2 separate regions of the Homo sapiens genome follow, and region 1 is linked to region 2. The links are chromatin contacts, found by Hi-C or POLR2A ChIA-PET in ENCODE. All regions are on one chromosome and are shown on one strand. Each heading gives the region's core, a stretch centred on a gene start or an enhancer-like site at or near the end of the contact. The rest is flanking DNA. Distances are from core to core; before and after follow the strand shown.

The links. Hi-C counts contacts between places; a loop is a spot of excess contacts on that map. ChIA-PET counts read pairs that join two places held with the same protein, here RNA polymerase II (POLR2A). Pooled maps may share reads with other maps.
Region 1: a loop to region 2 is called in a map of CD14-positive monocyte, with 2.5 times the contacts of the local background. The contact joins the promoter of TMEM39A here to the enhancer-like site in region 2. A Hi-C loop is called at or near these places in 1 of 168 maps with a recorded cell type or tissue (CD14-positive monocyte), 2 of 37 single-sample maps with no recorded cell type and 10 of 50 pooled maps. POLR2A ChIA-PET finds 5 or more read pairs at or near these places in 14 of 52 experiments (AG04450, CD4-positive, alpha-beta T cell, Caco-2 and 9 more).

Annotation. Positions count from the first base shown.
Region 1 is chr3:119,460,846-119,466,753 of GRCh38, reverse strand. It overlaps TMEM39A (transmembrane protein 39A), which reads left to right and starts at 3,139. Exons shown (of 9, transcript NM_018266.3): 1 at 3,139-3,418; 2 at 4,606-4,792. The coding sequence starts at 4,680. RefSeq lists enhancers at 2,889-2,948, 2,979-3,468.
Region 2 is chr3:119,350,211-119,355,825 of GRCh38, reverse strand. The region is part of intron 1 of ARHGAP31 (Rho GTPase activating protein 31); the gene reads right to left. Among named protein-coding and RNA genes, the nearest start is that of ARHGAP31-AS1, 30 kb to the right of the region's middle. RefSeq lists enhancers at 3,714-3,763, 3,561-4,258. Within about 2 kb of position 2,390, at least 8 of the 41 ENCODE cell types and tissues checked have a DNase peak (open chromatin) inside an H3K27ac peak, as active enhancers do; they include CD14-positive monocyte, GM12878 and OCI-LY7, where a contact is called at or near this core.

The DNA of each region.
Region 1 (5,908 bases), core at 1,890-4,389, 110 kb before region 2:
AAATGAAACTTTAGTCAAAAATTTTTCTACTTCCAGGAAGGTGTGCAGTACAGTCATGTGTTGTTTGACAATGGGAATATGTTTTGAGAAATGTGTCAGGCAATTTTGTTGTGTGAACATCATAGATTATACTTACACAAACCTAGCTAGTATAGCCTACTACATACTGAGGATATTTGGCATAGCCTATTGCTCCTAGGCTACAAACCTATTCAGCATGTTACTGTACTGAATATTACAGGCAATTGTAACACAATGGTAAGTATTGGTGTATCTAAACATTGAAAAGGTACAGTAAATGAGTAAAAATGATACACCTGTATAAGGCACTTACCATGAATGGAGCTTGCAGGACTGAAAGTTGCTCTGGATAAGTCAGTGAGTGGTGAGTAAATGTGAACACCTAGAACATTACGCTACTATAGATTTTATAAACACTGTACAGTTAGACCATACTAAACTTATAAACACGTTTTTCTTTCTTCAGTAATAAATTAGCTTATTGTAACTTTTTTACTGTACAAACCTTTTTTTTTCAACTTTTTGACTTTGTAATAACACTTAGCTTAAAACACAAGCACATTGTACAGCCATACAAAAATATTTTTTCTTTCTTTCTTTTCCTTCCTTCCTCCCTCCCTCCCTCCTTTCTTTTCTTTTCTTTTTTTTTTTTTGAGACAGTCTCGCTTTGTTGCCCAGGCTAGAGTGCAGTGGTGCTATCTCAGCTGACTGCAACCTCTGCCTCCCAGGTTCAAGCAATTCTCGTGCCTCAGCCTCCTGAGTAGCTGGCATTACAGGTGTACACCATAACACCTGGCTAATTTTTGTATTTTTAGTAGAGACAGGGTTTCGCCATGTTGGCCAGGCTGCTGTCAAACTCCTGGCCTCCCAAAGTGTGGGGATTATAGGCATGAGCCACTGCATCCGACCTATTTTCTTTATTTCTATCTTTATTCTATAAGCTTTTTTCTATTTCTAAAATGTTTTATTTTGTTTTTTACTTTTTAAACTATTTTATTGAAAACTAATATGCAAACACACACGTGTGTGTTTGGGTCAGGCCTATGCAGGGTCAGGATCATCAATATCACCATCTTTCACCTCCACATCTTGTCCCTCTGGAAGATCTTCAGGGTCAAGAACACACATGGAACTGCCATCTCCTAGGATAACAATGCCTTCTTCTGGAATACCTTCTGAAAGACCTGCCTGAGGTTGTTTTACAGTTAACTTTCATTTTTTTAAAATAAGTAGAAGGAGTACAATCTAAAATAACAATAAATGTATAGTATAGTAAATATATAAACCAGTAACAAAGTAATTTATTATCATTATTTAGTATGTTATACTGTACATAATTGTATGTGCTATACTTTTATACAACTGGTAGTGCAGGTTTGTGTACACCAGGATACATTGCACTACAACATAAAGACAGCTACATCATTAGGCAATAGGAGTTTTTCAGTTTTATTATACTCTCATGGGCTCACCATCATTTATGTGGTCTTTCATTGAAACATCATTATGGGACACATGACTGTATTTAAAAATGAAAAAAAAACCAGAATGGTTGTACGAGTACTGGAAGTACAGTTTCTACTGAATGAGTGTTGGTTTTGCACCATCATAAAGTTGAAAAATTGTGAGTCAAACCATCCTAAGTTGGAGACTTGTGTGTATTCCTAAGTGACAGCTCTGTGGTACATTAGGACATTAGGAATATTTGGGAATATTAGCAACTTTACTGGTTTCGATATCAGTCATTCTGGCTCTAAATTCTGGTTCTGGCTCTTATTAGCCAGGCTATTTTCTTTTTTTTCTATTATTATTATTATTATTTTTGAGACAGGGTCTCTCTCTGTTGCCCAGGCTGGAGTGCAGTGGCACAATCTCGGCTCACTGCAAACTTGACCTCCAGGGCTCAAGTGATCCTCCCACCTCAGCCTCCCAAGTAGCTGGGACTACAGGTGTGAGCCACCATGCCCGATTTATTTTTTTACTTTTTTCATAGAGACAAGGTTCCACTATATTGCTCAGGGTGGTCTCAAACTCTTGGGCTCAAGTGATCCTCCTGCCTTGGCCTCCCAGTGTTGGAATTACAGTCATGAGCCACCCTGCCTGGCCAGGCAGGCTATTTTCAACAAGCTACTTAACTTCTCTTAACTTCAGTTTCTTCTGTAAAATAATAACCATAGTAGAAGCTATCAAAATGTGAGATTTAAATGAAATGTGTAAAGCTACTAATCCAGTGCCTGACACAACAAAATTCTTAATAAAGGTTAATCATTCAATCAATACAAACAACTTTCTATTAAGGAGATTAAAATCTCTGGAGTGAAAGATTACACAAATGCTCCTTTTGACACTCTTATCTTCTTCTAATACCAAACTATTGTCAATTCCTGAACTCAAGATGACGTTGCTCACAGATCTTTACCTTTTTATCTGCCACTTCTCCAGGAGGACTGCCATTCTCCCACAAAGCCCCTATGCCTTTGTGGAGTCTTGGCTGAAACCCCAAGCTCTCTGCAAAGCTTTTCTTGGTATTGACATCACCACCATCCCACAGAATTCGTTAGTGTTACATGCTATCTCTGGACCTTGGACACACTTTTAATATTGTAACAAATGGTAATTACTGTATTTTCTTAGTGTCGCCTCTCTTCCACTAGACTCTGAGCTTTTGTGGTATTCGCTTTGTAACCACAGCATCTGTCTAGTTCTTAGCAAACAATAAGCGCAGGGTTGGATGCTGACGCATGACTTCATGACTTGGGCTCCCTCACTTAGCAGTAACGTGACCCTAGGTGACACCTCCTAATCTACACTCATCTGTAAAATGGCGGTGATAACTTGTACATGGTTACTACATGGAGTCCAAGAGACAGCAAGAAGGATCAGTAGCATGGTGCCCGCACCTAGCAGCCGCTAGCTGACTGAGGCCGAAAGAGGAAATGCTTTGGCCAACACTGGCCGGAAGGGGCGGGACCGCGAGTTAAGAGGAGAAGGCGCGCCCCACTGCGCAGGTGCAAATGGTAGGGGTTGTCGTGCCGGCTGATTCCGGGGACGCACTCGCGGCTGGGGCAGACCGCGGTCGCGTAGCTGACGTCATCGCCGTGCGCTGCCACGTCTGCTCAGCTCCGCGGTAATGGAGGCTAGGGATGGGTGCTGAAGTATCAGGCTCTGGCTCTAGCTTTAGCTCTGGCACTGGAACTGCGTCGGAGTCTGGGTCTGAGTCTGGCAGCCCGAAGCCTGGACACCTTTTCTTGATTCTCTAGGCGGGGGCTGCCTGCGTCCAAGCAGCTGGTTTGCAGCGTTCCAACGCTGGGAGGGAGTTCCCTTACCTGGGGTCCAGTCTGTAAAGTTGTCGCCGCTTTCTAGGGACCCCGCCCCACCGGCTGGGACTCTTCCATGCGTGAGTATTACTGAGCTGCCCCAAGGTCCGGCTGTCCTGGACCTGCCTCGGCCCTCTTGGGTGTGCGGCGGAGACTGCTTTGTCTACCTTTCTGCCGACTTCTCTTAGGGACCAGTCTGTTGAAGTTTGTGGTCTCCTGCAGTCCACCACACCGCATACTCTCACCTCTTCCGTCCCAGTTTTTTCCCTGCACTTTTCTTTCCCTTTGCTTGTTAATGGAGCAAGGACCAGCAGCCCCTGCATCCAGCGGTTTGAATGCTTTGTTTGACTTGGGGTTAGTTTACAGCCGAAGGCTGTTAGGAATAGGGAGCATTTGAAAACACGGGTTTTTTCCAGTGTCATCCTTGGGTTTTAGTTGTATTGTTTAGGAAACATTGGTATCCATGTTGACAGAATCATGATTTTTGCCGTAGAATGATGAAAAGAGCTTTTTTTTTTTTTTCCAGTGAGGATCTTTATCTTTTACTTGCTTCTTAATCTTGCAGTTTCAGTAATTTCTGTATGATTTTACACCAGCTTTTCTGGAGCGGGCATCCCCTTGAAGAGTTTCTTTCAATATTTTAACCCTAACATATAGAGATACCACTCGAACAGTTTTACTTTTAAACTGTTAAAAGAACTACTGGTACCCTTTCATTCCACTTCCTCAGTCCTGACAACCTCTGCAGAACAGGGGACACTCCCCCCCCCCGCCCCCCCCCCTTGAAGAAACACACTCAGAAGAACACACTCAGAAGTTAACTTATCCGGATAAGGTCAGATAATATGTGACCATCTGAGCTCACAAGCCATATCCCTTGATAACAAAACCTAATGTTTTATAAAGTGCCAATTCTTCTATATTTCAAGTAGTTTAAGTGTGAAACATTGAGCTGGAAATGTATAAGGTGTGATGTTTCTTGTAAACTTCTATTTGATTATAATATCTTACAGATGATACAAATCAGTTGACAAAAGACACAAATCATCACTTGCCTAAAGCTGAACAGAGCTTAGATCAGAACTTAGGCTTTTGACCCATTAGAGTCTGAGTAGTCCTTTAATTCGAATAACGTAAGTAGTAGACACTGGGAACATTCGTTTGAAAATCTTATTTTGTAAGGCCTGCTTACTCAGTGTTTGTCGTTGTTTTGTTGCCTACTTTAAAAATAGTCTACTGATGTTTAAATGTTTTTGTTGTCGTTCAGAGTTGAAACTGGTTGACAACCATTAACCTGGGTTGCAACTACAGGTGGCACTGGAAGCAGACTGGTTCCTGGACATGCCCGGTGGAAGGAGGGGCCCTAGTCGGCAACAGCTAAGCCGTTCAGCTTTACCTTCTTTGCAGACTTTGGTTGGTGGAGGCTGTGGCAATGGAACAGGCTTGAGAAACAGGTAAAGAAAAAATAAGGCTATATATAATTTTAATGTCCTTTGATCAGTAAGACTAACATAAAAGTCATCATGTCATTCAGATATTTGCTTATTGAGATTTATTCTTGACACTGTGGTAGAAATCCTGCCCTTCAAGACAAAATTCAGAATTCCAAAATACTTTGGAGGTAAAAAGATGTGAAATGGGGCCCACAAAGTGAAAGCAGTCCCATTCTTTATTTTGGCTGATCATCTAAATTCTTGTTATCCCCTTTTTATCTATTAGAAGAAGGGAGAAGTGAATGAAAATACAAGGTAAGTGTGATGGTTTATCTACTTATAAGCATTCTTTTTTTAGAGGGCAAATTATAAGTCAAATTCCATCAAGGATTTTAAATTGTCAAAAAATTGTTTGGTCTTAATAAATGTTAGCTGTTTTTTAGCTGGGTTAGCCCATGCCATCAGGAGGTTTGATAATGTAGCAGTTCAAAGAGATACTTTTACCTAATGAAGTATTTGCTCAAGATATTTTCTGCCAGCTAATTTCTCCTTCCTCCCTGAAAAAAGTTTTTCTCTTGTCTTGATTTTAATTTTCAGAGCTAGCAATCAGTACTACTGTATTTTCAGGCCTGTCTAATGGTATTTATGCACTTTTGTTTTCTAGGCCTGACCTTTGTCCTTTTTTTTTCCTGACTTTCCAATCCCTCTTCCACCCAATCTTTAAAATTAGTTCTGATCTCATCATTTCAGTGGAGCTCTCCCTGAAATTCCAGTTTGAAGGGATTTTTCCAGTCTCCGATTCTCATACTAATTTTTAATCCGAGTTTTGTTTATGTATGTATACAGAGTAACTAGTTTATGCTAGAGTATTTTTTACTCTGCCGTTCGTTGGATTTCCTTATTTTAAAAATGATGGTACTGTTTGCATCATAGCAGGATGTTGAAATAAATGAAGTAGTAAATTGCAGTAACTTTAAAAAACTTTACTGAATTTTACAAAATTTCTACAAATAAGTATTATTTTATATACTTAAAAATAAGAATGAGAATATGCGAAAATGCTTTTGAAGAAAGGTACTATCTAATATAGGTATTGAGATAAAAGTTGTTTGCTCTTTGAGGTACATGCCTTAATTT
Region 2 (5,615 bases), core at 1,141-3,640:
AAAAAGGATGAGTTCATGTCCTTTGTAGGGACATGGATGAAGCTGGAAACCATCATTCTGAGCAAACTATCGCAAAGACAGAAAACCAAACACCACATGTTCTCATTCATAGGTCGGAATTGAACAATGAGAACACTTGGACACAGGGTGGGGAACATCACACACCGGGGCCTGTCGTGAGATGGGGGGATAGGGGAGGGATAGCATTAGAGATATACCTAATGCAAATGACGAGTTAATGAGTGCAGCACACCAACATGGCACATGTATACCTATGTAACAAACCTGCACGTTGTGCACATGTACCCTAAAACTTAAAGTATAATAAAAAAAAAGAAATTAAAAAAAAAAAAAAGAAAACAGAAGCACTCAAAATGTTTTCCTGAACAGGAGCTTGGTCATTTTTCTCCAGATGGATTTTCTGGGCTCCTTTGCTATCTGGATTCCTCAAAGAAAATAGTTACTAAGTGTCAAGCATGGCTTTAGGTGGGTTTTTATTTGTTTGTTTGTTTTATAGCATTCTCCATTCTATAACTGTAGACAACCCATGAAACAGACAAAATGATCTCCATTTTGAAAATAGGAAAGTTGATTCTCAGAGAGAATAGATAAATTGCCCAATGGCCTGGAGCTAGGAAGTGCCAGAGTTGGGATCCAAACCCAGGTGTGTGTGCTGCCAAAGCCCATGCTTTTTCTGTGATACCACAAGTGATGAAGAATAGAAAAAGCCCCAAGCTACACCTACCATGGTTCAAACACTCCCCAACAGGAAGGCAGGTCCTATAGTGGCAACTTTGGAGGTGTGATTTGAGGAGAGTGGATTGGCTCCTTGCCGTTGACTGCCAAAATGCCTGAAATCCTACCACTACAGGTCTGATCTTTAAGTGTTCAACAGCTCATGGTTAATATCTATTTTTAAGTTCCTTTTGAAAAAAAAATAGCAAAAAAGTTTGAAAAATTAAAATTATATATAAATATAGAGTACAGAATGTCTCTTTAAAAACTACCTCTTCCCCAGTATATTAAATAATAAAAAATGACACACAATGGCAGGTGGATCACCTGAGGTCAGGAGTTCAAGACCAGCCTGACCAACATGGTGAAACTCCATCTCTGCTAAAAAATACAAAAAAAAAAAAAAAAAAAATTAGCCCGGCATGGTGGCGGGTGCCTGTAATACCAGCTACTCGGGAGGCTGAGGCAGGAGAATCACTTGAACCCAGGAGGCAGGCGGAGGTTGCAGTGAGCTGAGATGGCACCACTGCACTTTAGCCTGGGCAACAAGGGCGAAACTCTGCCTCACACACACACATAAAAACCACACACACACACACACACACACACACACAAACCACACACACACACTGAAATGTTAATAGTAGTTACTGCTAAGTGGTAGAAAATCAATGATTTTTGCTTTTCTCTATTTTTAATTTTGCTTTTCTAAATTTTCTGTGAAGGGGATATAGTAAAAGCATTTTTTTTAAAAGAAAGAAATGGGATTTTACAAAACAAGTTTCATTTAGGAAGATGGAGGGGCTTCTGAAATCAGTGACCCAAGTTCTAAATGTTTGCTGAAGTCCTTTCCAGTGACCCTGTTGAGGTTATTACCCCTTGTGAAGCAGAAATATTTGCCCAACCTGCTGGCCTGGGATGGCTGAGGACTAGCTCTGCTATCCTGCTGAGCAAGGCAGCCTGGAGCCCGGTTCCCCGGGTGGGGGTCCCTGCCCTCCTCATTTTTAGGCTCTCAGATGCCAAGCCAAACCAGCACTTTCCTGCAGAGGTGTCCAGGTCCTCCTCTGGTCCACTCTGTGACTTATCCCTGCCGGGGCCCTCAGGTCTCTGCTGTCAATGCTGTCTCTTTCCCAATGACAGCGATTCTCCTTCTACCAAAGCAGATGCACTGAGGGCCCATCTAGAGGAACAAAAGGTAATAAGATCTTTGCCTTCAAGAAGCCAAGAAGGGAATGGGTAATTATTGTGAAACTAGTATGCAGTGGTCCCTGAGCTACACACTTTTTTTTTTTTTTTTTTTTTTGAGATGGAGTCTTGCTCTGTCACCCAGGCTGGAGTGCAGTGGTGCAATCTTGGCTCACTGCAACCTCCGTCCTTCCAGGTTTAAGCAATTCTCTGCCTCAGCCTCTGGAGCAGCTGGGATTACAGGCCCATACCACCATGTATTTTTAGTAGAGACAGGGTTTCACCATCTTGGCCAGGCTGGTCTTGAACTCCTGATCTCGTGATCCACCCGCCTTGGCCTCCCAAAGTGCTGGGCTTACAGGCGTGAGCCACCGTGCCCAGCCTAGCTATACACTTCTTATCCATTATTTGTACCCAGTGCAATCCTCACAGTCACCTTATGAGGGAGGTATTTATCTCTGTTTTGTAAATGAAGAAACTGAAGCTCAGAGGTATTACGTCACTTGGCCAGTATGAACATATCAAACAAAATATGCTAAGGGCCCTAGACAGGCACAAAAATTGTAACAAAAGTTCTTTTAAAAAGATTACAGCTGGTGGGGAAGTCAGGCAGAGCTTTTAGATGTTGAACAAGAACAGGAAATTGTGTGCGTTTTTAGAGAGCCAGCTGTCTTGAGAGGGACCACGTTGGGGAGTGCTGAGACAGGACCCTCATGCTCAGGGGCTCACAGTGTTGTGAGCTAAGTGGATAAACAACCAGTCAAGGTGCTGCAATAAGAACTCTGACACTGGTGCAGAGGAATGATTTGATATGATGTGAGATGCTATCATATGATGTAATTGACGTGACGCAATATACATTACAATACATGCAGACCGCTCATCTAAGTGCCTAGCATATAATAAGTACTTAGTAAATGTCATACACTTTCTTTTGGGGCAGGAAACAGAGAATAGTATAAACAAGGTGAAAGGCAAGAAATAATGTGGTGAATTCCAGGAATGCTGACTAGACCAGTCCAGTGGAAGAGAAACATTAGGGAACTTGGGGGCATTTTTACTGACTGTCTGGGAAGATTGCATTCTATCTTGATCTCTACTTCCAGATAAATCTTTCTAAAACACTACCTTGATGATAAAGCTCCCCTACACCAAAACAATCAATAGCTTCCCATTGCCTGTAGAATAATGTCCAATACTGGCAGCTTTGGGACTAGACCTTCAGCTTCCTCATCAGGGCCAACCCTGAAGTTCTTCCCTTCAAAGAAATAGGCTTTTGTGTGTGTGTGTGTGTGGGAAGAGGGAGGGGAGGTAATCTAGAAGAAAAGACTTGCCACAAAAAGAAAAAAATAAGGAGTCCCTTTAGGGTCAGAAGGGACAACCTCTCGTGGTTCGTCAACGAAAGGGGAAGTGAGAGGACTCACTCTTCTCTAGCTGTTGCCTGAAATTTCTTTAGGAAAGGTAAGAGCCTATCTGACTCACACATAAAAGACTGGTTGAGAGTGATGAAAGTGTCTGGGTCCACAAGTCATCAGTAGCGAATGAGCCAGTGGGGAGAGCTTAAGAGGGACTCCCACAGGGTGCCTCTGGGTGTGTGTGTTTGGGGTGGGAGTGGTTGTGGCTGAGGAAGGGTGGTGCTGAGTAGAGAAAAAGATTCAAATGCTGTGAACATAGAAAACAAACCTGCAAGACATCCCCATGTGACCTTGGTCTTAGAGCTGGCCCTATTCATCTTGTACATAGAAACTGTACAGAAGGGTTTTGTCCCATTGATGAAGCTGCTGTGCTTTGTGTAATTGATAAAGGCTTATGTGGTTCATCCTTTCTACTGTCTGTGGAGAAAGCTTTGTTATTAGGAGATTTGTAGGGGGAGACATCACTCACTCCATGGGGCTGCTGATGGAGGACAGAAAGATCTCAGTCAATCCCCAGCACATTCCTAGGCAACAACAACTCATTTAAAATCATTTAAATCCTCAGTTTAACTGCATAAAGCACACATCAGTGGAATCACCTGATCAAAGTTTTATTTACTGGATGAGCAGCTTTCTTGCCACCTGCTCCTTGGGATACCACTGGTGGAGGCTCTTAAGTGCTAATGGATACAGAGAACGGCCGCATGTGCCTGAGAGTGAGCCCCAGGGGAGAAGGTCGTGAACTGAGCAGATTAATGAGAGAGAAGCAAACTTGTTTCTTGAACTGTATGCTTCACTAACACTGATCATCTTAAGAATGAGGACAATGTAAATTTTTTTCTACTCTGAGTGTGTCCAGGCCACCTCTCTTTTTTTTTCTTGCATACCTCATGGGTGCTTATGGGGATGAATTAACCATCATTATTTCATTTAATTCTTAAAACTCTGAGATGTAGGCATTACTACTCCTATTTTCAGATGGGAAGCTAACATTCTGTATGGTTAGACAACTTGTCCAAGCTCAAACAGCTAGTGGCAAACTGGGGTGCAGTTATAAGTCTGTTTGAATCCAAAATTCATGCACTTTCCAGTACATTTTATAAGCATAACCTCCACACTAGGGAAACCAAGTCACAGACCAAGAATGAGGAAGACCAGAAAGCAGCAGAAGGTAGAGACTGACTTCACAACTAAGTGCAACTTGATGAGAGAGAACGACTTAGATAACAAATTAAGAAACATGGATTCTTGCCCTAATCTACACGTATGAGATTCTTGACCTTTTAGGAGAGTAACTTTCCTCTTCTTTGAATTCCCCTAGGTATCTTCCAGGCAGTAGGTGCTGGGGTACCCAACAGTTACAGCAACATGAACCAGTTGTATGTCCTCCAGCAAATCAGCCACTGCCAGCCTCAGACTTTCATCTGTGCTAGAAACAAGTTCTGGATCCAAATGATTTCTGGATCCTTGTGTTTCTTCCAGGTCTAACCTCCTTCTAGGATCTGTCAGCTTCTTGGATGACACTGGGAGGAGAGGCTGGGCTGGAAATTAAGAAGGCAGATTCGGTTTCTATCTGCCAGTGTTCAGGTCCTGACTCCTACCAGCTCTGGTTTACAGCTAGGTCTTTCAGGACAAAACATTAGGGTAATTTTTTGTTTGTTTGTTTTGTTTTTGTTTCTCATTTGTACTGTTAATGGTTCCCCAGCTCACTCCACCCATATAAACGGAAATTTCTGTTAAATAAAATATAAACTTCAATCTCAAGAGGTTTATACATATCTCCTTTGCTATGGCTAGACTCCCCTTAACCCCAAGGCTATTTTTATTTTTACGGGGGCTGGAATCCTCCAGGGACTTAGCTCTAAAAGACGCCTAGTTCATCTGAAGGTCCTCTCTGCACTGATCTCACCATGCCCTAAGAGTGAGAAATCCCTTTTGCTTATTGTACCCTCTGGTTTCCCAGGCTGTAGAGCTTCCTAATGGTTTCCAGACCTACGGCACTATGGGGGCTTCTCGTTTTTGTATTTTTCTAAAATCAATTTTACTGACGGGAGATGGGGAACATTTATAAAAAATGACGTCATCTTGGGCCAGCTACGACTATGTGAAGAACAGCCAGGTAAAGCTTATCAGTTCCTCGCTGTGCCCCAGCCCCCACACCAGCATCCTTTCATTTCCTGCCCAATATTCCCGAGCCACAGGCAGCCATTGTTTCCAGAACCGCTTTGCTTGGAAGCCTTGGTACTGAGGCCTCCCAGCGCTTCCTGTTGTTACCAGGCC